Regions from separate parts of the Homo sapiens genome. Here regions 1, 2 and 3 are each linked to region 4. Evidence: chromatin contacts called from ENCODE Hi-C or POLR2A ChIA-PET data. All regions are on one chromosome and are shown on one strand. Each heading gives the region's core, a stretch centred on a gene start or an enhancer-like site at or near the end of the contact. The rest is flanking DNA. Distances are from core to core; before and after follow the strand shown. Region 1 overlaps LPP (LIM domain containing preferred translocation partner in lipoma). Region 2 overlaps LPP (LIM domain containing preferred translocation partner in lipoma). Region 3 has its middle 58 kb from the start of LINC01991. Region 4 overlaps LPP (LIM domain containing preferred translocation partner in lipoma).

Evidence for each region. A loop is a pair of places that touch in the nucleus more often than their neighbours do. ChIA-PET counts read pairs that join two places held with the same protein, here RNA polymerase II (POLR2A). Pooled maps may share reads with other maps.
Region 1: a loop to region 4 is called in a pooled map, with 4 times the contacts of the local background. The contact joins two enhancer-like sites. A Hi-C loop is called at or near these places in 5 of 50 pooled maps. POLR2A ChIA-PET finds 5 or more read pairs at or near these places in 2 of 52 experiments (CD4-positive, alpha-beta T cell and activated CD8-positive, alpha-beta memory T cell).
Region 2: a pooled map shows a loop between it and region 4 (5-fold over the local background). The contact joins two enhancer-like sites. A Hi-C loop is called at or near these places in 1 of 168 maps with a recorded cell type or tissue (Caco-2) and 8 of 50 pooled maps. POLR2A ChIA-PET finds 5 or more read pairs at or near these places in 4 of 52 experiments (CD4-positive, alpha-beta T cell, MCF 10A, activated CD4-positive, alpha-beta T cell and 1 more).
Region 3: a loop to region 4 is called in a map with no recorded cell type, with 7 times the contacts of the local background. The contact joins two enhancer-like sites. A Hi-C loop is called at or near these places in 1 of 168 maps with a recorded cell type or tissue (naive thymus-derived CD4-positive, alpha-beta T cell), 3 of 37 single-sample maps with no recorded cell type and 9 of 50 pooled maps. POLR2A ChIA-PET finds 5 or more read pairs at or near these places in 1 of 52 experiments (OCI-LY7).

The regions. Positions count from the first base shown.
Region 1 is chr3:188,697,581-188,703,961 of GRCh38, reverse strand. The region is part of intron 7 of LPP (LIM domain containing preferred translocation partner in lipoma); the gene reads right to left. Among named protein-coding and RNA genes, the nearest start is that of MIR28, 12 kb to the right of the region's middle. Within about 2 kb of position 2,146, at least 4 of the 41 ENCODE cell types and tissues checked have a DNase peak (open chromatin) inside an H3K27ac peak, as active enhancers do.
Region 2 is chr3:188,680,622-188,687,718 of GRCh38, reverse strand. The region is part of intron 7 of LPP (LIM domain containing preferred translocation partner in lipoma); the gene reads right to left. Among named protein-coding and RNA genes, the nearest start is that of MIR28, 4.6 kb to the left of the region's middle. Within about 2 kb of position 4,503, at least 9 of the 41 ENCODE cell types and tissues checked have a DNase peak (open chromatin) inside an H3K27ac peak, as active enhancers do.
Region 3 is chr3:187,915,131-187,922,172 of GRCh38, reverse strand. No RefSeq gene overlaps it. Among named protein-coding and RNA genes, the nearest start is that of LINC01991, 58 kb to the left of the region's middle. RefSeq lists an enhancer at 2,736-2,915. Within about 2 kb of position 2,657, at least 7 of the 41 ENCODE cell types and tissues checked have a DNase peak (open chromatin) inside an H3K27ac peak, as active enhancers do; they include OCI-LY7, where a contact is called at or near this core.
Region 4 is chr3:188,387,246-188,393,528 of GRCh38, reverse strand. All of the region lies in intron 3 of LPP (LIM domain containing preferred translocation partner in lipoma), which reads right to left. Among named protein-coding and RNA genes, the nearest start is that of LPP-AS1, 180 kb to the left of the region's middle. Within about 2 kb of position 2,533, at least 18 of the 41 ENCODE cell types and tissues checked have a DNase peak (open chromatin) inside an H3K27ac peak, as active enhancers do; they include OCI-LY7, where a contact is called at or near this core.

The sequences.
Region 1 (6,381 bases), core at 897-3,396, 310 kb before region 4:
ACACAATTTATCATTGTCTCAACCTAATATCAGTTTCCCTTTCAATATAGACAAGGCAGCAAGAAGGCCGATCCTGTCCTTTATAAATCTAAGCCAGAAATTTAGATTCTACCCCTAGCACTTACATTTCAAGTATAAATCTAATTTCAAAGTACTTACCTTGTCAATATTTCACAGATTTTGAGAAAAACGTTATCATTCTTTTTGTTCTCTGAATACTCTATTTGCTTGCTATGCTGTTTCTGAAATAACACTTGGAAAGGCTATTTTCTGTTAGATTCTACTCTTTTATCTAATGCTAATTATGGATTCCTGTTTTTTTCTTATGATGAAAGATTCTGAGAGACCATTTCTTTCAGTATTTCTGAAGTTTATTTGGCTAGAGAACAGCCTCCACCTCCACTCCACGGCTGTCACTAACCCAGTGCAGAATACTTAACACCTGTGGAATACACCATGGAGAAACACAGGGTTCCTCCGTTAAGAGTTGTCTCTTACACCAAAGAAGACAGCTTAAAACTTTCAGTGTTCGAGCCTAGAAGCAGTAATCCAGTACTATTCTTACTGTCATAATCAGAGACCTACTCTAATACCTCTCTCTCGATAGTGTTTAGGGCTCAATACCTCCTAAGAAAAATGAACAACTGTGTCCAACTTATTTGTTAATAAGCAACTTCTAGCATATTGTATGGGTAATAAAACACGATTGAATATTTGTGGTGGGAGGTGCTGAAAGGGAATAGTTTGTGTTATTTTTGTTTCTCGTTTCTTCAGAAGTAGAAGTGTGAGTTGTATCAGCAACATATTCACTGTAGCATATTAATTCCTCATGTTTGCAAGACCCTTTTCAAGATGCCTACTTTCACAGATGTGAAATCTCAAATGCCTACACAACAGCCCTGTATGACATGTAATCCTATTTCTGGATGAGAAAATAGAGACTTAAGAAGATAAGTGAGCAACCTTGTAGAGGTACCGCTGCTTAAAAACAGCAGAACGTTGAAACTGGGGTGTGCTGAGTTGGGCATACTTCTTCACTGCAATGCCTCTCGGGGTTTTGATATCATTGTCTCCAAGACTTTCTAGTTCTCTTACTGTGCGGCTGTTTGGATTTTAGTCTGAGTCTATTATCTAAGCAAAGATTTCTTTTATCAGAGTGGAGGTTTGCTGCCAAATAGCAAAACAAAGACATTGTGAAGCAAACCTTTCTCTTAAAAAAAGACATTCTTGTAAGTATCAATCTTAATCACTAATATGTTTGTTTCTGAAATACCCGAATCTCTTACTAAAGGCAAGTTAACGTTATATGATCCACAGGTGAGTTACTGAGCGACAGATTTTAGAGGACTCCGTCAAAATTGTCTTAACATAAATCTCCTACGGGATTACCAAGTGCCAAGAACTTTAAGTATAAAGACAAATTATTCAGAGATCCTGTCTCTAACAACTCACAGTTTGGGAAGAAAGAGACATGAAAATAGGCAATTACAATAAAGTCTAAGCTCTAAAACACAGGTATGAATTCAGTGTTCTGAGACGGAAGAAGGCTGCCAAAAAAAGATGACCTGTAGTTTGATCTTGAAGAATAAATTGCGTACAACAGCCGGAAAAAAAAAAAAAAGAAGAAGAAGAAGAAAAGAAAGAAGGAAGAAAGTTAAAGGCATTTCAGGAGGAACATGTATATCTAAAAAACTGTTAAGAGGAAAGGCTGGGCGTGGTGGCTTACGCCTATAATCCCAGCACTTTGGGAGGCTGAGGGAGGCGGATCACGAGGTCAGGAAATCGAGACCATCCTAGCTAACATGGTGAAATCCCACCTCTACTAAAAATACAAAAAATTAGCCGGGCATGGTGGCGGGTGCCTGGTGTCTGTAGTCCCAGCTACTCTGGAGGCTGAGGCAGAAGAATTGCTTGAACCCAGGAGGCAGAGGTTGCAGTGAGCCCAGATCACATCATTGCATTCCAGCCTGGGCGACAGAGCGAGACTCTGTCTCAAAAAAAAAAAAAAAAAAAAAAAGGGAAAAAAACAGAACTAGGATGAGAAAAGAGAAGTAAGATATGGTCAATGCCAAGCCTGTTTTAAGTAATGGGAAGTCATTATGAGATTTAAAAATGGGAGCTGAGTTTTTATGAAAGTCATGCTTCTGAAGTAAGTGTATTGGCAAACATCTTCTAACACCAAGACCACTGACACTTTCAAAAAAAAAAAACGCAGCCAGATATCGTGGCATTCTGAGCAATTTAGTGGCTAATATGCTTTAAAAAGGACTGATGTTTACTAAGCATGGCAGAGCCTGCTAACTGCTCACCAAAATCCATTTCCTCCTCTTGCTGGGCACACTGCTAGACTACATTTCCCATGCTCCTTGCAGTTAGATGTGGCCTTGTGAGGCACAGGAAGGATGGAGACTGGGCCCTGAACTACCACATGGAGATAAGTCACTCGCTGGCCAGGCTGACCTGCCTTACGGCAATACAATATGCTCAAAGGTTAATCGTTGAAAGTCATGGGAAATTGAATGCTTTATATTCTTTCTATGTTTCTGTATTTTCCCTTCTTAAAATAAAGATTTTTTTTTTTTCAGCTGAAAATTATCTAAAACTGGTTCTTCTTTGCCATTCCTCTTTTCTTGCTAGGGGCCCAGGTGATTGTCATTCAAGAAAATACTTAATATGAAGCCAAATTTACAGCCAAATCTGGGTCTAAATCCCTGGTAAACATTATGGGTGGGACTATGCAGTAATGAAGACTTGCTTCTGAAACAAAATGTACACATGAATAGGACCCTTGATGAAGAAGGAAACTCCACTAGATTAAGAATAACATACATAACAGTATCTGTCATATTCATATAACACTTCATGGTATTTGATTATACATTTACATAGAAACCCATAAATACAGAAGACCTGACTATTCAGAATATCTTTAATCTTAGTTCTGCCTTTAAGTTGTCCAGTGATTTTGCTCAAATCATTTCCATTTTCTGAGCCTCAGTTTCTTTATGTGTAACATGTTATTTTCAAAGCTTCCTTTGGTTCTACTCTATCATTTTTTTGTGCCCATTTGTGCCCATAGTATGCAAGACACATATCATTACCAATCTTTAGAGTGAAATCACAGATATTCATATTTACAGATCCTTTGTAGTCTATAAAAATAGACACACTGAGTAAGTGGAAACCTCATTATGACAGAGATTTCCATTTATGAGAGGACTTAAGCCAGTTGTCAGCATCCCCTGAAACATCCAGAACTTCATTCAGCATTCTGAATCTGAGTAAGCAATGGGCAGGTCACAGGGTTTCTGCAGCCTACTGAACTTTCACTACACTTGGGGCATGAAATCAAGAACACACAAAGGTTAATCACCTTATCATCCCACTGCCCCTTTTCTGAGTGGAGAAGAAAAATATCCATCATCCTTTCTAAAGGAAAAAGGAAGCATGGGAAACAGCCCGCACTAAGGTGCAAATGGCTCCCAGGAAAACACCACACCATCTTGCATCTTTGTTACTACAATTTACCTACTTTAACCTGTGTGCTAAGGATCCAATTTACAAAATGGATACCCACTATCTGTCGCAATGTCAGCCCCCTGAGTTCCTCTGGGGCTGACCTTGGCGTGATCATTTTTCTTTCTTGAGTGCTTACCTGCTGTTGATTTCTTTGTTACATGGTGTTAGATAACTCAAATTTACTGCAAATCTGAACCTTACCAGAAAAGCACCGCTCAGGCGGATAAAACACCGGGAAAAGGCAGCCAAGATATTCAAAAAGATTACATGATAATGAATACTCTATCACTCTGGGTACCAGAGCTGCTCATTTTTCTTGTCCATTTGTAGTGATGTACAAGAGGTTCCTTCCCTCAGAGGGAAAATAACTTCAATTATGTGTTCTTGAAAAAAAAGAAACATTGAAATTATCTTCTTTTCAAAAGGTAGAATTAGCCCCGTTTTAGAGCTGAAAGCCTGCCAGAAAAAATATATTTCTGATATTTTCGTTCTTTTCCCCCCTTCTATTTAGCTGTGTCAAGTCTGCAGTTTGCAATTTCCTGTGGCTGCTTCTACTTTTTGACTCTCACTGAATTATACTCTACTCTCAACATCTCACTGCTTAAATGGAAGGAGAACCCCTTCTGGCCAGGGGCAGATGATTTGCTGGATACCTCTTCTGTTTCAGGTTAAAAGCGATGGCCACAGAGAAGGAAAGAAGTGGAAGGTGGATACCTGACTATCTGAATTGAAATCTTCTAAATGAACACTCCTCACAGCTCCTTGGGATTAGAAAAGCATGCTCTTGGTTCTTCTATTCTTATGTTCCATTTTATTGAAGAATGAATTTTAAGGACACAAAGAGGAAGACCCAGAAATTTTGACTTTAAAAGTTTGATTCTTGCTTTGAAACTCATCCCAGTTGATCTTCAACTTTCGAAATCTTGATTTTCTTAAAATCTCTACTTCCTCATATTCCCTTTCTCATGCCATGCATCGATGCCCATAAAATGCCTTTTCTTAAACCAAATTTGGAGTCATAGCCAAGGATGGATGATTCTGAATTACAGACAGGAGGAGTTGTTGGAAGAGTTACTGCAGCTGGGAAAAGGCCTGGGCATCCAGTCAGGGGGCCCTGGTCTCTGCACACAAGGGTTTTATCTAGGCTGAGCTGGGGGAAAGTGAGGTCTCTCCACACCCACCTCTCTCCGTCTCCACGTGTCAAGGCAGCTATAATAGTGCCTGGGCTTGGAGCATCTGGCTCTTAGGCCTGATGTCTAAGATACTACTTAAGTTCTCCAGTGATTTCTTTTTCTATTGTTGATTTTCTCATATATAAACTGGAGAATAATAATATCTGATTCATATGAAGAAGCTTTGTAACATATTAAATATCAAATAGATGTCAGTTATAATTATCAAGAGGGACAACTTAGAAACCACTAACAAAGATGATTTTCTTCTTGGAAGCAGAATGTTTGCAGAATGAGATCTCTCCAGTAACTCTCCACTTTTCCATCTGCTGATAAAGGACTTCAGTGTAGTGTACCCGAATTTCACATTAATTGTTGCTTTAGCAAGGGATGTAATTACTCTGAGTACTTTTTAGCTACAAATCTTGAAATTCATGCCATTTGGTGAACGTATGCCTTGCTGCCTCTCCAACTATTAATTCTTGTACAGTCTCGCCTTTAGGACCAAAAGACAAATAGTAAAGTAAAGCTCATGCTTGGCTATTTAGAGCAGAGCAGCCTCCCTTAGGCTTCGGCAGACAAGGTACAACCACTGATGTTATCCTGCCGGGTAGGCAAGAAGTAAGAAAAGCGAGTCGCAGAGCAGAAGCGCCAAATCCTCAGAGTCGAGGAGAATCTAGGTCAAAGATCTCCTGCCAACCTTATTCACAGTTCTCATTTCAGGGTTCCTTCCCTCTAAACCTCCATGCGGGCCCTCCGTAAAGGAGAAAGCGAGTTTTCTCGGTGGGGTGAGAAGATCTCTATTTGTGTGAAACTAAAAGAACCTATTTCCACAATGTTATGGCTAAAACATACACTCAGTTTTTCCCATTAATTAGGCTTTATGGATGTTATATATTAGAGATTTGACATAATAAAGGCAAGAGAATTCCAAGACATTATTTCCATTGGATGGCTTCACCTAGGCAAGACCCATGACCTAAAAGTTTGATGAATAGAATGAACCATTATTCAAGGTTGGGTTTTCAAACTAAAACCATATTTTGGCCTTTGCTGTGCCCCACATGCCTGGCAGTGACTCCAGGCACACGTTTCATCTTCATTTGGTTGCCTGGAAGAATGCAATGGGCTAGTTGCTCTAATGTCGGGAAAAAAAGGTTTTATCACCATGCACAGCTTTCTATGCATTGTCCCATAGAAAAACTATCCTCAATTACAAGCTACAGTTTTAATAAAGCACTATCAAAAAGACGGCACAGAGTTTCGGTTGCCACGGCTCCAGCCCTGACTGGTTCTAATTTCCTGTCTGCTCAAAATAAGATTTTATTAATCTGTTATTTTAGATACTTGGATTGTCATAATTCTTGCCATTATAGTGCCAAAAAATAAGAAGATATGAAAATAGTACATCTGATAATTACAAATGTATAAAAATATATATGCAAAAGGGCCAGTATATGTTAGCCTATGTAAGTATTATCAAACAGCTACTAGAAGTGAATATATCCAAATGTTAACAAGACTTATGTCAGGATTGTGATATTATGATTAATTTGAGTTTTTCTCTTTATAATTTTAAAATTATCTAAACAGAATATTATAAAAATGGATAGCTCTTAGAAAATAACAGGAAACATACTTTATAAAACATGGGGTTCCAGACTTTTCTTTAGTATTTTCAGGTATGAAC
Region 2 (7,097 bases), core at 3,254-5,753, 290 kb before region 4:
GAAATCAGACCAATGAGTCAGTAAGAAAGGGTCATTGAATTACTCCATTTTCACACTGCTATAAAAAACTTCCCTGAGAATGGGTAATTTCTAAAGAGGTTTAACTGACTCACAGTTCCGCATGGCAGAGGAGGCCTCAGGAAACTTAAAATCATGGCAGAAGGGGAAGCAGGCACCTTCTTCACAAGGTGGCAGCAGAGGGAGAAGCGAGCAAGAGCAAGGAAAACTGCCTTAAAAATCTCAGATCTCATAAGAACTCCCTCACTATGAAGAGAACAGCATGGGGGAAGGGCCCCCACGATCCAATCACCTCCCTCCCTTGACATGTGGGGATCACAATTCAAGATGAGGTTTGGGTAGGGACAAAGCCAAACCATATCAGCTAGTAAGAAAGTGGGGGACACTCCCAAATTAGCACTTTCATCCTTGATCCCAGCATTAGAACAGACTATGGTATACCAGGGTGGGGGAGAGAGGAAATCTGCCTCCATCTAGATCACAGGCATCACTGGGTTTGCTCATCTGCAAAATAAAGCAGCTGAAACCGAACTAGATGATCTCCATTACCTGGAAATTGGAAATGAGGGAGCATGGAGAAAAGAGATAAGCTATAACCAGATATATTCATTTAAAGACTCATACACAAGCACAGCAAAGCTGTTGATATTGTGTCCTTTCAGACAGCCTGACATTGAAGCCCTCAGTCAGCACAAATATTTCACTTGAGCACACACATACCAGGTGCCTTAGCTTTTCTCTCAAGTTGAAGTCTTAAAGCCCCTGCCTAATATCTGTTTGAAGATTAGAAGTAGCTTTCACATCCTTGATATCAAGGTCTTCACTCCTTGTTTTTTGTGCTGCTTTTAAATAGCACACTGAGATAACAAATGCAGGAGAAGCAAGGCTTCAACTAGATGCACACTTGTTGAGTGCTTGTTTTATGTTGATTCTTCCCATACTCACCATCAGAGCTTTCCCATGGCCTCCCTCGGCTTCCCATCTTCTATCTAAATCATAGATTCTTAGTCTTGGCTGCCCATCAGAATCACTTGGGAAGCTTAAAGCATAACAGTGACTCTACCCACAAGAACAATTAATTCAGTATCTCTAGGGGTGAGGCCTAGGAAGAATATGGTTAGAATATGCCACAGATAATTCTGATGGGCAACGTAAGATAAGAACTGCAAGTTAAACATAGGAAGTCACGCCCTGTGTTAACTTCTCTTTTTCACTCTCTGGAGTATCACTGGGGTATGGTCTATCCACCCAGTATCTATGCCCATTAAATTTCTCCCCAGAAACAGCTAATAGGGTAAGAGTTGCAAGAGAAGCTGTGGGGACTAACTGAAGTGGGTTACCTTAGTTTAAAGGAGTATAGATCTTGCTGTGCCCTCTCTTTATTGCCATTGCCTTTGGTAAAGGCCTGTGGCTACATAAAACAGAATCAGCCACTGGAAGTGCCATGCACTTTGGTAGAATTCATTCTCAATATTTAATAATATTATTAATAATATCAATGGCTACATTTATTGAGTAATATATTTTGTACAGAGCTCTGGGCTGAGTATTTCATATGAATTATTAATATTTAAAAATCTGAAAATGTTCATAGGAAAGGTATTTATCCCATTATACAGAGGAGGAAATCTGGGATTAGAGAGGTGAGCAATGCATGACACCACTCTAGCTTTAAGACTGTCAAACTTCAAAGCCTGCCCTCATACACATTAGGCCAGGGAAGCGCCTTGACTACATCATTACATCATCACATCATCATGATGGAGGAAGAATGAGGATCTCAAAGAGTGGACATTCCCTTATAGGAAGGGGATAAATAATAAATAAGTCATAAATGGGTAATTTTTTTTTTAAGAAAAGTAGTAGAGAAGCTTGTTCAAGGGAGCTAGGGAAGAATGTATACAACTCAGTATTCGTGGTAATGGGACACCACGTTAAGGCAAATGGATTGAATTTGGGAAGTTTCCTTCTTTGATTGAGAGGTGAATAATTCCCAAGGAAATGGTCCAGCTTGCTTAGCTGGGTTTATCCATTTGAGGGTGTTCCCTCAGGACTGCAAGTTTAGCAGTTAGCTTTCTGACCTCACATCAAGGGCTGCTGTGGATGGAAGGCATTCTTGCCATGCGGGTCCCGGACCCGTAATTGCCTAGTGGCCCCATTAAACAAATTAGATAAGGTATACAGACTCTTTGGCATGGGGCTCAAGGTCCCTCAGATTTTGGCACTAAATTTGTTTTCAATCTTATCTTCTACTTACGTGTACACCCTATTCCAGACCAGTTCATTTGCTCTTCTCTCAATTCAACCACAGAGACCATTTTCCACACCGAGGCTGTGGACCACACTATGCTCACGGCTGTGAACACCAACAGCCAGCCATTCTCTGTAGGGTCAAACATTCTCTGTAGGGTCAATTCTGCTAGTCTTCAGATCCTAGTCAGATATCTTGTTCATTAATTCACTGGGCCCCAAACAATGTCCTCCTTCTCTCACTCCCTCAGAGCACAGTGTCGTCATAGAGAGAACATACTTCAGAGCCCACTGTCTTGCACCACTACAATTGATAGTATGACCTTGGGCAGGTTCCTTACTTTCTCTGTGCCTCAGCTTCCTCAATGCAAAATGGAAATAATCACAGTACCCACATTTCAAAGGGTTGTTTTAACAATGACATGGGTTAAGAAAACACATGGAACAGTGCTTGACATATAAGTATTTGGTAAATGAATAAATACCTAACTCTTCTGAGGCACCAATTACTGACTAGCCAGTAGTGTAGTTATATGCTTTTAGCACATATTCAGGGATCTTAAAATATTTGTTTCATTAATTCTGCCAATTGAATACCAACAAAAGAGTCTTTGGCTAAGTTTGAGCACCATCATCATCCTATACCATGCATGAGAGATGACACAGTAACACAGGGAGAGAACTAGTAAAAAGAAAATTTTGTTTTTTTTTTTTTCAGTGTTGTATAATTTTGGTCTCAGATTGACAAGCCTCAGGGAATAAAATATGTATTTACATAAAAATTTCTGGTAATGGCATATTGAAAAGTAATTAAATGAAACAACAGATTCTATTTGCTGACGGCTCCATTTCTAACACTAACAGCGTATGGGACAAAGTTTTGACATAAGACCTGGACAGCCCCTCTCCCAAGTGGTTTTTAGCTATAAGCTATCAGTGAAGGACCTGACTCACCTATGAGTTTTCAAGTACAGAAAGACCTTTGGAACATGGAAGAACTTAATAGGCATTAGGTCACTGGCATAACTCCATGGATAAGGTGAACATAGGTGTTTCATAATGTAAAAAGGTGTACTTTCTTCTTTTTCTCTGCCAGTTTTTTATCCCCAAAAATGTTCAAGAGAGAATTTAGCAACTGAGAACCTGGAGAAAATTTTAGAAATTTTGTAGCTTAATGGTTCTCAGCCTGTTGTACATGGAACTTGATGTGTCCGTGATAAAACTGTCTAATGGAACTTGAGAGGCTGATTTCAAATTTTTAAAAGTCTAAAAATATGCAAACATTTAACCGAGATTAGACTGTTTATTGACTGAATATCAACTCAGTGCAGTAAGAATGGTTATGTCATTTCTGATCAGCCAATGCGTATGTGTCTTGCAGTTTGACTGCAGAATCTTCAGCACAAAGAGTTCGAATATGAAAAATAACACAAAGTTCTCTTGTTCATGTAAAGATATAGCCTGAGATTAAAATGACAACACTCCGGTTTCCCGACTTCAAGTCTAGTGTTTCCTCAACTATACCATAGCTTATTGGAGGGTCTTTGAAGGGATATTTTTGTGCCTACGTGTAAATTGTATGCATAATGTGTTTGAATCCATAGAATAAGGTTTCTTGACCCTCCCACTGTACACTTACAATGGCTTTGTTACAGTAGGCCATAAATCTGTAGACAATTAGAAACATACAAACACAAATGTATATCATGCTCCCCACCCCGCAACACAACTCTGATTTCCTGACGACACATTTTCATAAACTTATTTTTTAACAAATTACAAGGGGTCTTCCTTCATTTGGGGCCCTGTGCCTTTTTGTTAATTTAGGAAATAATCAGGGTATACAGTCAAATAAATACCCAAGTGAACAAGGCAAATGGACACAGCAACTCCTACAGACTATTTCCCTAAGAAACCAGGCAAAAGGCAGGCTTTTGACTAAATATAGAACTAGCAGTCAAAATGTGCAAATAGAAACTTCCAGTTGTGGACTGGTGGGAAACCCCAATAGGCCATCTCAGCAAACCATGTACAGGAGGTGAAATCAGTACTTCCTTAAAAGATAATTCCAGTAAAAGGAGCACATAGGGTTCTCCAATGTGTCTCCTAAGTCATTTATGAGAAAGAAAAGGGGAAAAAATGAGTCCTGCTACCACTGAGACGCCCAGGTCCATGGCCCACAGTCTGACTCACGGTCAGAGAACTAAACTTGAGAATGTGTATAGACATCCCTTTACCTCATTATGCTTGGTCTAAGTGAATTTAAAAATAGGCCTTGGAGAGTTCCTGGACTACTCACAGCCATTGCCACAGAGTCGGTAACATAACATGTGACTTAAGATCACCTTTGTACAGTTTTGCACTGACTCATTCCTACCCAAATGGACTTTAGATGAAAAACTAATGCTAGCTTTCCCTCATGCTTTAATTTAGGATCCTATGCTACTGTATACCTTATTCTTCTTTGTGGTCATCCTGTTTTAAAATATAGGAAAAAAGAGAGGTGCTTGAGAACAGAAAGTGATGGCTGCCCCACCTCTATTTTGCTGCCAAGTATGATATACACATCCCTAGTTTCCTGTGTGCATTAGGGCCTGAAGAGTTGCCCTTCTCTGTCTCATGCATATGTGCCAAATCTGTCTCCAGTGACAGAGAGAAACTGCATGTGGTGCCTGGCTTCCGTTTCAGTAAAAAATATATTTATTTGGATTTCAAGATGATTATTGACATCCTTGGACATTCAGTACAACTTAGTAATTTGCATGGGTGTTTACTCCGCTTGCCAACATGAGCTACAATTAGGGTGAATATCAACTTTTTACAAAAACAGACTGGCCTAGTTCTACTCCTGAAATGCCTGCTCTCCAGCTTCCCTCAAACCCCATTCACTTGCCAAGGTAACCATAACAAATGCTGGTGCCTGTTGCTTGGCCTTAGCCTGACCAAGACACAGCCCTGATAGGCACCTGGGATAGTCAGGGCAGGGACAGCCTACAAAACGAATTCAGACTGGAAAAGTACAAGGTGAGAGCTGCACGGTGTAGATGTGTGTGCACTGACACATATGCTAATAAACGCAAGAGATGGAAAAGAAAGGCTCTTCCTCCTAAAAATCACACAATCTGTGTTACCATTGGATTGAAAAGTCAGTAATTTCTTGCATATGCATCATGAATTTAAAATTGGAAACAATTTTTCTTTGTGTGACATTTCTTGCTTTGCTATTAATATAGCAAATTCCCAGAAGACAAAAAGGAGAGAATAAGGAAATAGAAAAACCTGAATTCAAATCTTGCCATGGCCAAAAACTAGCTATGCAAACCTGAGCAGGTCTCAAGGCCTCAGTTTTGCCATCTGCAAAAAAACGAGGATACAGTATGAATACGGTATTCACTTCACGGGATTATGGTGAAGATCAAATAAGACAATATTGTCATTCATTCTTCTAACAAACATGAATTAGGTTCTTCCTCCTTGAAAGGTGCTGTTCAAGGTGCTGGGGATACAGCAGTGAACACAACAAACTCCCTGTACTCATAGAATTTGGATTTGTCAGTGTTGGGGCTGCTGTATGTGTGAGAGACAAACAATATGCACACACATTAAAAACATACATACTACACATCATGCAAACAATATCAGGATAGTGGTGAAAATAGATGTGAAAGAATTTTGTATATAGAAAAATGGCGTAAAAGTCAAAGTATTATTTAACATTATTACACAAGGGTCCCAGACATAAACTTTCTGCAATTACACGATTTCCTTCCTCCCTCCTTTTCCTTCTCCTTCCTTTTTTCCTCCCATAAGTATTAGTTAAGAGCATACTTTGAGAAGTGCATCATGGTGTAGTTTCTTAAGGGAATCTGATAAATTAGAAGCATATCCTGTCCGCAGGAAGCATACAGATGGCATAGAGTTAAGGCATTACAAATCTTTACCCTAGGTACAATGTGACAAAAGCTGCTTATCTTAGAGAAGGTAGATCAAATGCTATGAACATTTTGGAGGGAAAGGCTCTTCCTGAACCTTCTGGAGGTAACTCAAAGGGGACTGGAGATGTTGAGCCACTGTCCCAGGCAGAGTGAGCAAAGAACTGTGCATCCTAACAAAGACTTCTGGTACTCGGTAGCTCCTAGTGTACAAAAGGGAAATGCGGCCGGGTGCGGTGGCTCACGCCTGTAATCCCAACACTCTGGGAGGCCAAGGTGGGTGGATCACGAGGTCAAGAGATCGAGACCATCCTGGCCAACATGGTGAAACCCCATCCCTACTAAAAATACAAAAGTAGCTGGGCATGGTGGTGTGCACCTGTAGTCCCAGCTACTCGAGAGGCTGAGGCAGGAGAATCACTTGAACCCAGGAGGCGGTGATTGCAGTAAGCAGAGATCATGCCACTGCACTCCAGCCTGGTGACAGGGCGAGACTCTGTCTCACAAAAAAAAAAAAAAAAAAAGGAAATGCACCTGGGAAGATAGAGCTGGGGGTCTGTCAGCTGGAGCTGCATTCTCACTTATGCTCCCAGCTCCGTTTACTCTGTACCAGAAAGTCTTCATGAATGCAAGGATACTCAGTGCTCCAGCGCTGAGTATGAAAGATAAAACTTGCGTTTCATAATGAGACTTTCCCAGATTTCAAAGTTTGAGGTGACATTTACAGAAGCTCCTTTTTGCTAACAACAGCACAATGATCCTTTCAAAGATAATTTCTAAGTAAATGATAAGTAAAGTCATCTTCCTCTGTTGGGTGTGCAGCTCCAGTTACTTACTTCCTAAAGATAGGCTTTTAAGAAAGCTGAGACCTTTCCTGTAAACTTAATAAAATTATTA
Region 3 (7,042 bases), core at 1,408-3,907, 470 kb after region 4:
TGGCTGACAAAGACTGCAGAACATCTACTCAAGTCAAGGGGAAAATAAGAATTATTTTCTTCTTGCAAATAAAACAGAATTCCCAAGGCCATTTAAAATGTCTGTTTGCCTATATGCCTTATTTTAGCTGAAATTTCCTTTGCATAATTTAGTCCTAGGAAGTTTCATATCATTCTAGAACTAAAGATAATTTGTCTTAGTCTATTAAATAGTTAGCAATCTTCAGCTAAGCACAAGTTGTAGCTGAGGTCAAAAGTAGAAACACTAACTTTCTCTACGGCATTTGTTGATCTAACCCCAGGGTAGGAAGTCTAAACTCTGAGGAGAGGGTTCCCAGTTAAAGAGGTTAATAATATCTTTGTCACCACAAAGACTTGCCCCCTAGAACCATGGAGATTGGAAGAGATGACTGAAAGTTAATTCAGCCAGAAGATATTTTGGGCTCAAAAATGGAAGTACATACTGCTTATGGGACCTTTAAGATATGAATTTGAGACAAGTAGAGTCGCCTGTGAGATTGGGGAAGACACATTTTACACGTGTGGAAGCAGGATCAGCAGGATCAAACTTGTTTGGAGCCCATAGTAGGAAGTTCCCACAAGACAGAGTGTGGTTCAGAACTTTTGAATAATCTGAAGTGTGAAAACATGGAGCCAGGCTGCCTCTGGATGGAGTGAGCACCGCCCCACAGAAGCTGTTCAACAGAGGCTCTGGAAGGGAGGCCAAAGGGGAAGAGTCAAGTTAAGAGTGGCTGCAGATTGGAGAAATCTCCCCTTTGGTTTTCCACACTCCTAAGAGTCTGAGAGTCTAGAATTCCTTTCTCTAAAGAGGAAAGATACTAGAAAAGCCAGGGGAGACAGAATGACAAGAGGCAGGATGCAAAAACCTTGGGCAGCCTCTCTTCTCTCCTCTCATAATCGGGAGAATGATGGGATTCTGCACTCAGGGAAATGAAAGGGCAATAAACTTCCAAGGCAATGAAAGGCGCTGTCTCTAGTCCTGTATTCAGGCAACATGTGGAAGTCCTTGCTTTCAGACAGATTGTGGGGATTTTTTTTAAACACAAAAGCTTCTGTGGCTGAAGTGATGTGATCCAGATTGTGCAGCTGGAATTGCTCAACTTCAGGTGGCCCTGGGTTGGAGGACTACACCGCATGACTTGGTGTGTGCGGCATTGGCACGGTGTGGCGTGGGGTTTGTGGTGCTGGAATGGTGCAAAATTTCTCTTGAAATGTGTGCTGCTGCTTTGAGAGACCAATGGGATCATTAGAGAATGTCCACTGTTTATTAAAATGAACTCCATGGAGTACTAATCTCATAAGATCCGTGTTCTAGGGCCAAGTAAAGAGGAATGTTGTGTATCCATATTTCCTCCCTGTAGATTTACATTCAAAGGCTCTGAGAAGGGCTGTAGCAAAGCAACCTGTTTCATTTGGAATAATCCTGCTTTTTTTTTTTTTTTTTTTTTTGAGACGGAGTCTCGCTCTGTCACCAGGCTGGAGTGCAGTGGCATGATCTTGGCTAACTGCAACCTCCGCTTCCCAGGTTCAAGCAATTCTCATGCCTCAGCCTCCCGAGTAGCTGGGACTATAGGTGTGCCCCACCACACCCAGCTAATTTTTTTGTATTTTTAGTAGAGACGGGGGTTTCACCATGTTGGCCAGGATGCTCTCGATTTCTTGACCTCGTGATCCACCTGCCTCTGCCTCCCAAAGTGCTGGGATTACAGGCATGACCCACCGCACCTGGCCAATCCTTCTTTTTAAAAACTTATTTGATGGTGGTGTCAATTTTTACCTAAAACTACTGTCATCCTGGGAACTGATGCTCCGTGGTGAACACTGTGGTAACACTTTTGGGCAATTCCAAGGATGACACATAGACTCACAAAATGTTAGAACTGAAAGCAACACAGAATTTAATGCCATTCCCCCACTTTTTGAATAAACTAAGCAGAGGCCTGCAAGGGTTATACCAAAGTAATGACCAACAACCATTAACTCTGACCTGCAAGAACTTGAAATTTTAAAATGTCAACAAATGACTGTGTAACATTAGGTCATGGATTATGATGTAATATTATATTATACATAAGGTTAGACAGCAGTTACAAGAATACTGGACTTAGAATCAATAAAGCTGGGGTCTAATCGGAGGCCTCTGGCTCTGTCACTGTCACTGCTTAGGTCCATCTTTCTACTTTTGTTAGTGTTGTGTGCCCCCATCTCTAAAATGGGAAGAATAATGCTTGTGTGGCTGATCTCAAAAGTTCCGGTAAGAATCAAGACAGAACGAATGTGAAAGTGGTTTATAAATTGCACTGTGATATGTAGGAATCTTCCTTCCTCCTAACATATTGATGTTACAGCAGCATCAGGAGGATGTGAGTATTTTCCATTGCTTTTCTCATTGTGAGGGTAGTTTGCATGAATCTGCCACAGACTCCATCTTTCAACCACTTTCACTGTTTAGTGAGGTGACTGGTTACCTCAGCGAGCCCTCAGCAAATCTAGTTACCCCCTTGAGTGGAATGCTGGATCTGTGATCTTACACACACCTGACTAGCAAGGGAAAGCAGAAAGTTATGAGCAAGGTGAAAGTCTCAGCAGATTTTTGGACATTTGACTTCTAGTACTCACAGACACCTATGAAAAAAACAAAGGCTTCCGAATTTTGTGTTGTTAGGACTCAAAAAGAAGAAGAAAAAGAAGAAGAATTCAATAACAGTCATCACCAAAAGACAGAAAGAGAGGAAGACAGAATGTCTGCATTGAGAAAATCTTGGTATCTTATCTCTGGGATGTTATTGATGATCTGAGTATAGTGCAAAATCTTAAGTGAAATGAATTGGTGGTTTCAGTTCCGGATATGGTATGCAAAGAAAAAAAAAATTTGCTCTTTGAAATTCAACGCTTCCTCGTCTGTGCTTCAGGAAGCCACACGCCTGATGTTGAGCGTGGAAACTGACTCATTTCTAGCCCTTTGAGATTAGCCTCTCTAGCCCCCAGACTGTGGGCAGGATCTGGGCCCTAATGGGAAACTAGAATTGGGTCTGTCCAAACCTGGAGGAGAATCAGACACAACCTCATCGGATGCACATCTCTTTTAGGGTACTCAGCCTCCCAGAAGTTTCTGTAGGCAGAGGACCTTCTATACAAACTATCTCCAAAGCTTTTCAACTTGTAATTGGCAGTAGGTAGGTTGCCTGAAGTGGCAAAAAGCAAAAATACAAATACAGTGCTTACCAAGCACTTATCTTCAGAGTCGTGTTAAAGTAAGCTGGCCAACTGCCCCCCACTCCTCCCTTGGTGGAACAACACGTCTCTGACACTTTCAATTTAAAGACTCACATGTGTTTTCTCACCAACAAGCCCTAGGGAGTAACGAAACTTTCTTCTCCTTGACTCTCCCAGCAATCTGTTGATTTGGTGTCAACAGGTATTACAGGTATCTGTGTGTCACTTAGGCATTACATTTATTTAGAAAAGAAAAGTATGTTAGAGACTGGATGTCTCCCCCTGCCCCATTAAACTGACACAGGGAACCCCAGGATGACAGGGAGTTCAGATCTTCTAGAAGTGACCACTCCAAGCTTCAAGCTTGACCCTTTAGACCTTAAATCAGTGGTTTCCAAACTTTTTGCATACCCTCCCAGTAAGAGAAATAAACACTTGAAATGGCTTTTTTGCTTAATTCTGATGGACACATTAAAAAAACAAAGCGTTTGTCTAGAGGTAGTGAGAAGAATGCTGATTTAAATGAGAAGACAATGAGAGGCAAAGTGATGTTGGGGGCGGGGTGGGGAGAACAACTCGAGACTTGGCCTAGGGTCAGAAGATCTGAGTTTACTAACTTAATCTCACTAAGCCTCACTTTCCTCATCTGTAAAGTGTGAATGCTAATTACAAAATGAGATCACATATGTGAAAGCGTTTGCCTTATAAATGGTAAGGGATATGCAAAGGTTCATAGCTATTACTATGTATAAGCTTTTAAATATTAATGATTAATTTGTGTTAGAAATGAAATTTCAGACTTCATCATAGAATAAGGTTTAATCTTTCCGATTTTCTTATCTGCAAAGTTTTTATAAAACATAGTTGTCCGCATTATTGATTTATTTGCATGCCACTTACTTTAAAAAAGGATTTGAAGTAACATATACTGTTAGTCACAGAAATTACAGGATCATTAAAACACAGATGAAAGATTAAGACCTTGTCATGAAAGGACAGCTCGAAGAAAAAAACACAGAATAAGAATAATTTTAATCAAGCATATGATGTGATTTTGAGCTTCCCAGCAGCTTAGACAAGAAAGGAACATGCATTGCATTTCACAGCCCTCTTCCTCTAGTAAAGGAAGAATAGCTATGGATCAAGGGGGACCCAGCCCTTTCTAGCCCTAAACTCCACAAGAAATGTATCATGTGCAACCTTATATAAGAAATATCAAAAATAAATTGGGTGGTATCTTCAAACCGAAATGTAGCAAAGATACTATTCAATCTGACCACTAGGCGAGATTTTCCTTTGTGAATCAGTGCTTGCCTTCCCAGAACTAAACAAACAGCAAGATGATTAATATAAGGAGCAGGCTGCCTTAAAAAAAAAAAAAAAAAAAAAAAAAAAAAAAAAAAAAAACGAAAACAAAAAAACAGAGAGAGAGAGAGAAAGAAAAAGAAACAGAGCAGTGAAAATCAGAATGCCTGCCCCAGCCGGCTGGGGCGTGTCGCTGTCACCATTCATTAGGGGGTGTCAAGAAGGCGAGGCAATACGTGAGGTGCCTTGCACAAGGTCACTTGGTGTCTGTGAAACTGACTCTGCATTCTGAGTTCCTTAATATGATTTTTTAGGTCACAGTGTTCTAGGCAAAGCTCCCTGTTGATGTACATCTCTCATGCAAGATTTAGATCACCTCTTTTCGGGCAGAGCTCCATGGAAACACCGCCCATGATTTCTGAAAAGGAGTCTGATTGGGCCCTGGTGATACCCGGCTGGAGTGGACAGTGATCTCTGCAGTGGACACATTGCTGGACTGTTGGCAAGGCTACAGCTACCAGAATCTAGTCCTTGTAGGCTATTATTATTCTAATGCCATAGTAAATTCCTGTTTATCCAAAATGGCTAGGAAATGGGGCATTCTGAGCAATGGAAAATTCTGGTTCATTGGGTTACCCTCCATATCATTTACTGATTCTTGGTTTCAAAATAAGTAAATTACAACACACTTTGCTAATCACTAAAATGATAGTGGGTATGATTTAAGCTTTTTTTTTTATGATCCATAAGGTACTTCAGGATCTATTAGCACCTAATACCATTGTTAAGATCGCGACTTGTCATTTTCAAGGATTTGAGGTAGAAATGCAGGAGGTGGGGACAATTGGGCTGCATCAGTATTAACTCCCAACCAGATCGCTGGAACTGCTGCTGCAGTTGAGTTGAATCATTTCTTCCTTCATACCAGTTTGTTGGCAAGTGAAATAATAAGCATAAACATATTATCATAGTGCCTGGTATAGAGTAAGTCATTATTTTGTTATTATTTTTTTCCTCAAGAACATCAGGGGAAAGAAGAAAAGAATCGAATTCTTAACTAGCCAATTTGGTGTCTGAACAAATTCAATTCATAGAGCATTAGTTCTGACAGGAACCACGAAGAAAATATGCCTAATTTCATCATTTTCTGTAAAAGATAATTAAGGCCCAGAGAGGGAATGTCACTATAGCCTCATGTCTGTGAGGGGTTAGAGTTGATACTAGAACCCAAATATTCTGGGGCTAAGACCAGGGATCTTTTTAGCAGACCAACTCTTACCTTTATGCAGAGTTTCTGCACAGCAGGAAACAGAGAGCTGGAGGAGAAATGGCCTGTTTGCTCGGGGACTCTAGGAACTTACCCTATCAATACGGTTTGAAGGTCATCAAAGTCCCCTTCTGTACAAAAGCCCTGGCTATGACTCCAAAACACTTCACAGGGTAAAGGATTAATGAAGTCCCCATGATTCAGTCAAAATGAAAACTTTTTAAAAATAGCAAAGAGTCACACAACTCCCCACATCTGCAAGAGTAACTTTTTAAAAAGTCACCAAGACAGGTTTAAATTCCTAGCTTCGTCCTTTACTTTGCTTATGTTTTGAAGCTTGATTCATCCCTAGTTCTGTCTCTTACATACTTTTAAAGATAAACTTGTACTCACTTAACTTCCAAATTAATTTACTGTAAACTCCTCCCTCTGAAGGAAGAGGAAGAAGGAAATTAGTGATTTTAATGCTGATTGCATTTTTGAAAGGACTCAGTTTCTCGAAAATGAGCTTCTTTGTTGGTTAATAAATGTTTTCTCTGCCTTAGTTTCAGATTCTGATTGTTCTCTTTTCCTCTTGCCATTCTCTGAGCTCTCCTTCTGCCTTTGATCATGGGCCTGGAAATCTGCCGTTTGTACATGAGAAAAGAGAGGGCTGGGATTTCCATTACCTTCCAGAGTGCAGAGGGGACTATCGCATGAAATCTCTGTGAGGGACCAACTCCTATAACTGCTGCCAGAAGGGTGCTTTTTGATATCTGGCCTTCTATATCACATCTTTATTAACTCCAGGAGACTTATTTTCAGAGACATCTGGGTGTGTATGTCCATGCACATGCATACTCACGTTTTTCTATTTTCTGCAAATGCCTTGTGTTGACTATAAGCACAGAGTTGATCACAGACACTCTTAGGAGAGTATCAGAGAGGTCACGTGTCCAACCCTCCATGAGGCTCAAGTCCCTGCCAAGCCAATTCCACCACTTGGCATCCAGGTAAGAAAGGGAAGCAGGCAGGGAACAAGTCTCAACACTTTCTACCCCACCCTGCTCTCAAGAGCCTCCAGAGACCCCCATTGCTTTCCAGGTGCATTCTAAACCCTGGAGATTGGCACTCAGAGGAAGGAACAGGGTTTCCTGTTTGGCAATAACTGGCACTAGATAATATTTTATTTTAATAATGATGAGGCTGGTCTCTAAGACCCGGCTGACCCCTCCTGTCCTTCATCTTTCAACAT
Region 4 (6,283 bases), core at 1,284-3,783:
TGAAAACACTGTGTTAATGAGGTTTTGGTCGTTTAGTCCAAGTGAATCCTGAATACAGTCAAGTCCTCTCCCAGAAGTTCCATATGGCTAAAGCCCTCCCATACTTTTGGTTCATTACTGGCGTGGATAAGAGGCCACAGCAATTAGCAACGGGAAGTAGAGGAGGCTTTGGGGGCTTCCCTGCTTTAGGAGCATGTGCTCTTAAGAAGGAAAGAAGGTACTAAAATGAATCTTCGGGAGAAAAGCAAGATATAGCAGAAACCTAGCAGAAACTATTATCAACTAACCTATTCACTCAGCCTCTTTCTCCTGAAGCAAAAATGTCACTTTTTCTTAAAATAAAAATAAAAATAAATCAAGAGTGTTTACTTCAATTATATCTTTAACACCTGACCCCACACATACGAGATTATCAGTGATTTTATAATATATACTTGGTTACAAGTACTAGAAGGACAATATGTTGCCTGATTCTTAATTTGGAGCAGGAAAAAAAAAAATGTGTCTAAAATACATCCAAATGCACTCACTAGGGTACAATGTAAAGGTGGAAGGGATTACTAACAACTATTTCACATTTCTAAATTGGGGTTACACAGAGTTGAGGGAAAAGTCAGAAGAATTCAGTGAAGGCTCAACATTTCGGAATGTTTCAAGGTGGTTCTTTTATGGCCTATTAATTCCACGTGCAGTTGCCTTGTGTCTGGGTGGGTTTTGTTACTGCAGTGGCCTCCCATCTATTCCAGGACCACCTCCTTTTTCAATCAAGGTTGCCTTATAAATGCACCTCAGTATCTGGCCAGGATGGTCCCAGTTGCTCATTCTGCTTGTTTTGGAAATTTCTTTTACCTATTTTGCCTGTTTATTGTCAAGACAATTTAGAAATTTTTGGTTAAAATTCAAGAATAACTGACCTGTGAGTTGTACTGTGATTGCATGAAATGTAGGGAAAACAACGGTTTAACAACCTCTATGTTTCCTTTTAAGAATAAGCCTATTTAGTTTGTTATAAAGAAACCATTTTACATTAATTCTCATTGCAAAACTTGTATTTGGCTGGTGAGGAGGAAAGTGGGGTCAAAACAGTGCAGCGAGGGAGCAACAGCATAGAAGGTAGGCAAGCTTTTTTAAGACAGAACTCCCCCCAGACATGGTAAGCACTGATATGTTATAATATCGCATGTCTCCATGTAGTACTTTCCAAGATGTTTGAAACCAAAACAGTTTAGAATACTCTCCCACCTCAGGGTCTTCCCTCCTTACAGCATTTTTCTGATAAATAGGAATTCCCCCTTAGGGATTCCCTAAAGTAAAACTGTTGCAGTCCATTCTGTTATATAATTAACTACACTGACAAGTAGAGATGTAATAGAACGTAATTGTTACTCTGGTTCCAACTTAATATCTACTACACACAAAGCCTTATGGAAGACATGCCCGAAATATGAAAACCATCACCCTTAATGTGGTGGATATGGTAGATCGACACTCAAACTTCCCATATTGCACAGGCTGTCTTGCAGGTAAGGTTTGATTGCAAAAGAAATTCTGCCAAAATATATGTAATTGGCTTGATATTTGAAAGGCAAAAGTAAGATGGAAGACATGTTTCTGCTGTTTGCCCTGTTTTCTGTTAGAAGAATGGTGACACAGACATGGGGTTTTTCAGCATCTGTGTTCTCATATTGAGTCTTCAGCTTGGTGGCTGTCAAAAAGCAGCCGTGACAAAAAGAGTAAGTAGCTGGACTCATGTCTCAGTGTCCAGCTACCATCATTCTGACTATGGCTTTTGATCTCTGTTTCACAAGTTTTGTGATGTATCACTGAACTCAGTAATTCCCATGGTGGCTTCACCATTTTTGTCTTGCTTGATTGTAGAAAATGGAATAATTTTGTGCAGTTTTGTGATTCATTTCTGGAGACAGCCTCGATTCTGCTCCATGCAGTCCATCTAATTACTTCTGTGAAACACCCTGTATTAAGTACCTTCCACTTAAAATATCTAAAGTGGTTTGTTTCCTATAGTGAATCCTGACTGAAACTCCCTCAAGATCCTTACAAACTCCCTCAAGATCCTTATGGGCAATAATGATATTTTATCAACAACAGACAGGTTCAAATTCATCAAGCAAATAAATCCTGAGTGCCTATGCAAAGCACTTGGATCACCTCTAGAAGAGCCGTGCACAGAGCACACCCAGTGCCGTCCCTCTCAAAGCTCCCAGTCCAGGGGGAAGAGGCATGCTACAACTCCAGAAGTACTGAGTGATATGGAGGAAGCCAGCAGAAAGCCGAATCTAGTCTGATCTCCGCACGCTAGCCTCAGCTCTATCACTCACCAGCCCTGTTTTCTAACCCAGGGGGCTAGATGAATGAAAGTCCCTTTCTCTCCAACATTCCACACCTCCACAGATGAGTCTTTGTACTCATGAGGGAATTTACTTGGATTTAAGTCCTAACAAGACTTCCTAAATCTTCAGTTCCCTAAATCTGAAGGTCAGAACACAAAGGTCACATAACACACATGCCCGATACAGTTTAAAAGGGAATAGGAATCTGTGACCCCGAAGTATTCTGTGGCAGCCTACAACTAGAAAGCCTCGAGGAGAAAAATCCAAAATTGTGGTTGCAGTACTTGTTAAGAACAGCAGAGAACAAACAGTGTCTTCAGGGTCTCTCTCTTCTTGGAAAATTTCTGCCTCCATGTCTGACAAGAAGGAAGATTATTTACAGACACTGGTTTCTCTTAAAGTACTCAGACCAATAGGTATAGTAAAAGAAATATTAGGCAAATGCAGTAATGCTTAGATCTCTCAAGAAAAGCCACTAATTTCCTTATGTGTCAGACAAGAAAATCTTTGAAACTCATAAATGAGAAGGAGTTTTTGTAGACGGAAAGAAAAACAGCAAGAGAGATCTAGTAAGACGTCTAAACCCAGTTCTGGCACCCGGTCCAGCAGTGGCTGCAGGCCAGGGCCTTCCAGGCCTCACTGAGCCTTAATTTCCTCACCTGTAAAATGGAGACAACAATCCTGCCTAGCTTATCCCATGGGTGTTTATGCTGATCAAGTGAAATACTAAACGTAAGAGCATTTTGTAAATAGCAGAGTGATATACATGTGAAGGAAGACTATTAATAAAGGAATTTCAAAGGAAAGCTATAAATAGTACTTTTTAAAGCCCAGGCAGCAAAAGAAAATGTAAATATAGCAGTGATTTTACAATTTTGTGATCTAGAGGAAGAAATGGTGATCAGAATTGTGACAAACAATGATGTCCAAAAGAGAAGAGAAACCAGCTCGGCTCTGTCATAATTGTCTCAGTTCCTGTACCACACACAACAATGGAAAGATTGCAGGGAGGGGCAGGAGCAGGCCTGTGACTGTGGCACACCAAAGACACGGAGACACAGCTCCAAGAAAATGACGCTTCTACCTCTGTAATAATAACAGTCAGAATCTCATGCTGTGGGTCCTCTATGGATCTGAAAGTGGCTTATGCAAGTGACTTTACCACTTTCTCAGTTTTATCTCTTGGAAGGAACACAATTGGACAGAGTGAGGCCAAACTCCAGGTTTGCTCACCTGGATGAACAGAAATGCAAAGGCAGATCTCACCCACAGTTAGATTTCAGGACCCAGAGGGGATAGGCAGGTTCAGACAAGATTCAGGCAACAACTCACCCAGATTTCTTTCTTTTTTTCTTTTCTTTTTTTTTTTGAGACGGAGTCCCATTTTTTTTTTTTTTTTTTTGAGACGGAGTCCCACTCTGTTGCCCAGACTAGAGTACAGTGGCACAATCTTGGCTCACTGCAACCTCTGCCTCCCGGGTTCAAGTGATTCTCCTGCCTCAGCCTCCTGAGTAGCCAGGATTATAGGCTCCTGCCACCACACCTGGCTAACTTTAGTATTTTTAGTACAGATGGCGTTTCGCCACATTGGCCAGGCTGGTCTCGAACTCCTGACCTCAGGTGATCCACCCACCTTGGCCTCCCAAAGTGCTGGGATTACAGACGTGAGCCACCACGCCCAGTCTCAGATTTCTAAGAGACCATGGAGGGAAACTAAGCAGGAGGTCAAGCACAGCCAAAACTGCTCAGTGCCCTCCATCCTCAATCCACTGTCAAGCGGTCAGGTTAGCAGACAAGTAGAACTGAGCCAAAAGTCAAGTCCCAGGCCCTTGGGCACAAAGGCACAGGAGAAGTTCTAGTTCTGAAGCAAACCAGTGACCTATTAGTCTGTACTGGGGTGTAGATATCACAAAGCTCTCCAGGGTATTGGGACATCAGGTGACAGAGAGGTGAAATAAGTGAGATAAATTAACTCTACCTATAATTCACATAAAAAGAGACATCAGTGGCACACAAATATACCAAACACACACACACACATACGCACACACATACATACACACACACAACTTAAATAATAATCAGGGAAATATAAATTAAAATAGCCATGAAATGCTTTTTCAAACAGTTTGCCAAAAAAATGAAAGATTCATAAAATTCACCATGGGACACGATTTGTCAGGAAATTAACATTCACAATATTATGACTCTTCCTATAAACCTACATATTCTCTATTTGTTTATATATGAGACATATTACATATTGTCTATTGATGCTTTTGCAGCACAAAGAGTTGAGGACCTGTGACAGAGACCATCTGGCCTACAAAGCCTAAAATATTTACTACTTGGCCCTTTACAGAAAAAGTTTGAGGACCTCAGGTGTAAACTTAAAAGTTACTGCTTTCAGTTACTACAGATATAACAAATTTCTTCTTTGCCTGAAGACTTTTGCAAGTTTTATTTTTTAACATGACCACTAATTTATATCAGGGTTTATTGTGAAACATACTCATGATGTAAGTTTTTCATTAACGCTGACCAATTATCCCAATGCCATGAGAATAATCCTTCCTTTTCGGAATGTAGCAAGGTGGTTCTTTTATTGCCAATTAATTCCACGTGCAGTTGCCTTATGTCTGGGTGGGTTCTGTTACTGCTTTGACCTCCCATCTATTCCAGCACCACCTCCTCCTTCAATCAGAGTTGCCTTATAAATGCACCTCAGCATCTGGCTAGGATGGTCCCAGTTGCTCATTACACTTATTTTGCAGATTTCTTTTACCTATTTTGCCTGTTTATTGTCAAGACAATTTAGAATTTTTTGGTTAAAATTCAAGAATAATTGACCTGAGAGTTGTACTAACTGTGATTGCACGAAATGTAGGGAAAACAACTACTTAACAACCTCTATGTTTCCATTTAGGAATAAGGCATGTCTCAACTTATTCAAACAGTCCTTCATGTGAGTAAAAAATGTTCTAGAACCTTTTATAAGACATGCACAATTGCACAATTCTCACTAAAATGTTTCCTCTTTGATTTGCTGTGAATGGGATCCTAAAGATTGGAAAGTACTCATCTTCAAAGGCAATAAAAAAAAATAACTGGAAATGAGGCATGTGGAAACATATCTAAATTTACAAATAACCAGAGAAATGCTAATACCAAAAAAACAACATATTTAATACTAGCATGATAGGGGAGATGCTGACTCACTCACACATTCCTACTAAAGCTAAAAAAAAAAAAAATCCCTTTCACAAAACAAGTCATCAATAGATAGAAATAACCATAAAAATATTCACCTCTGGGCCGGGCAGGGTGGCTCATGCCTGTAATCCCAGCACTTTGGGAGGCCAAGGCAGGTGAATTACCAGATCAGGAGTTCAAGACCAGCCTTATCAACATGATGAAACCCTGTCTCTAATAAAAATACAAAAATTAGCCGGGTGTGGTGGCGCACACCTGTAATCCCAGCTACTCGGGAGGCTGGCACAAGAAAATTGCTTGAACCCAGGAGGCGGAGGTTGCAGTGAGCTGAGATCATGCCACTGCACTCCAGCATGGGCGACAGGGTGAGACTCTGCCTCAAAAAAAAAAAAAAAAAATTAACCTCTGACCCGTGTGTCTCAACCCTCAGACATCATATATAAGATTATTGAAGAAGTAAGCTACATTTATGCATAAATGTTAATCATCGCAAAATTTTCAAATAATGAAACAATTAAGATATGGCACAATCACTCAATGAAATATTAAAGTTATTAAAATTGTAATCATTCAAGAATATGCAGTGATATGGAAAATGCTTAATGTATGATGTCAAGAGATACACAGCATGATGGGTAATTTATGCTAATAGCTAAAGACTTGAAAGGAATACATAAATATGATCATGATAGATTGCACCTGTATCTGGGTAATAGATT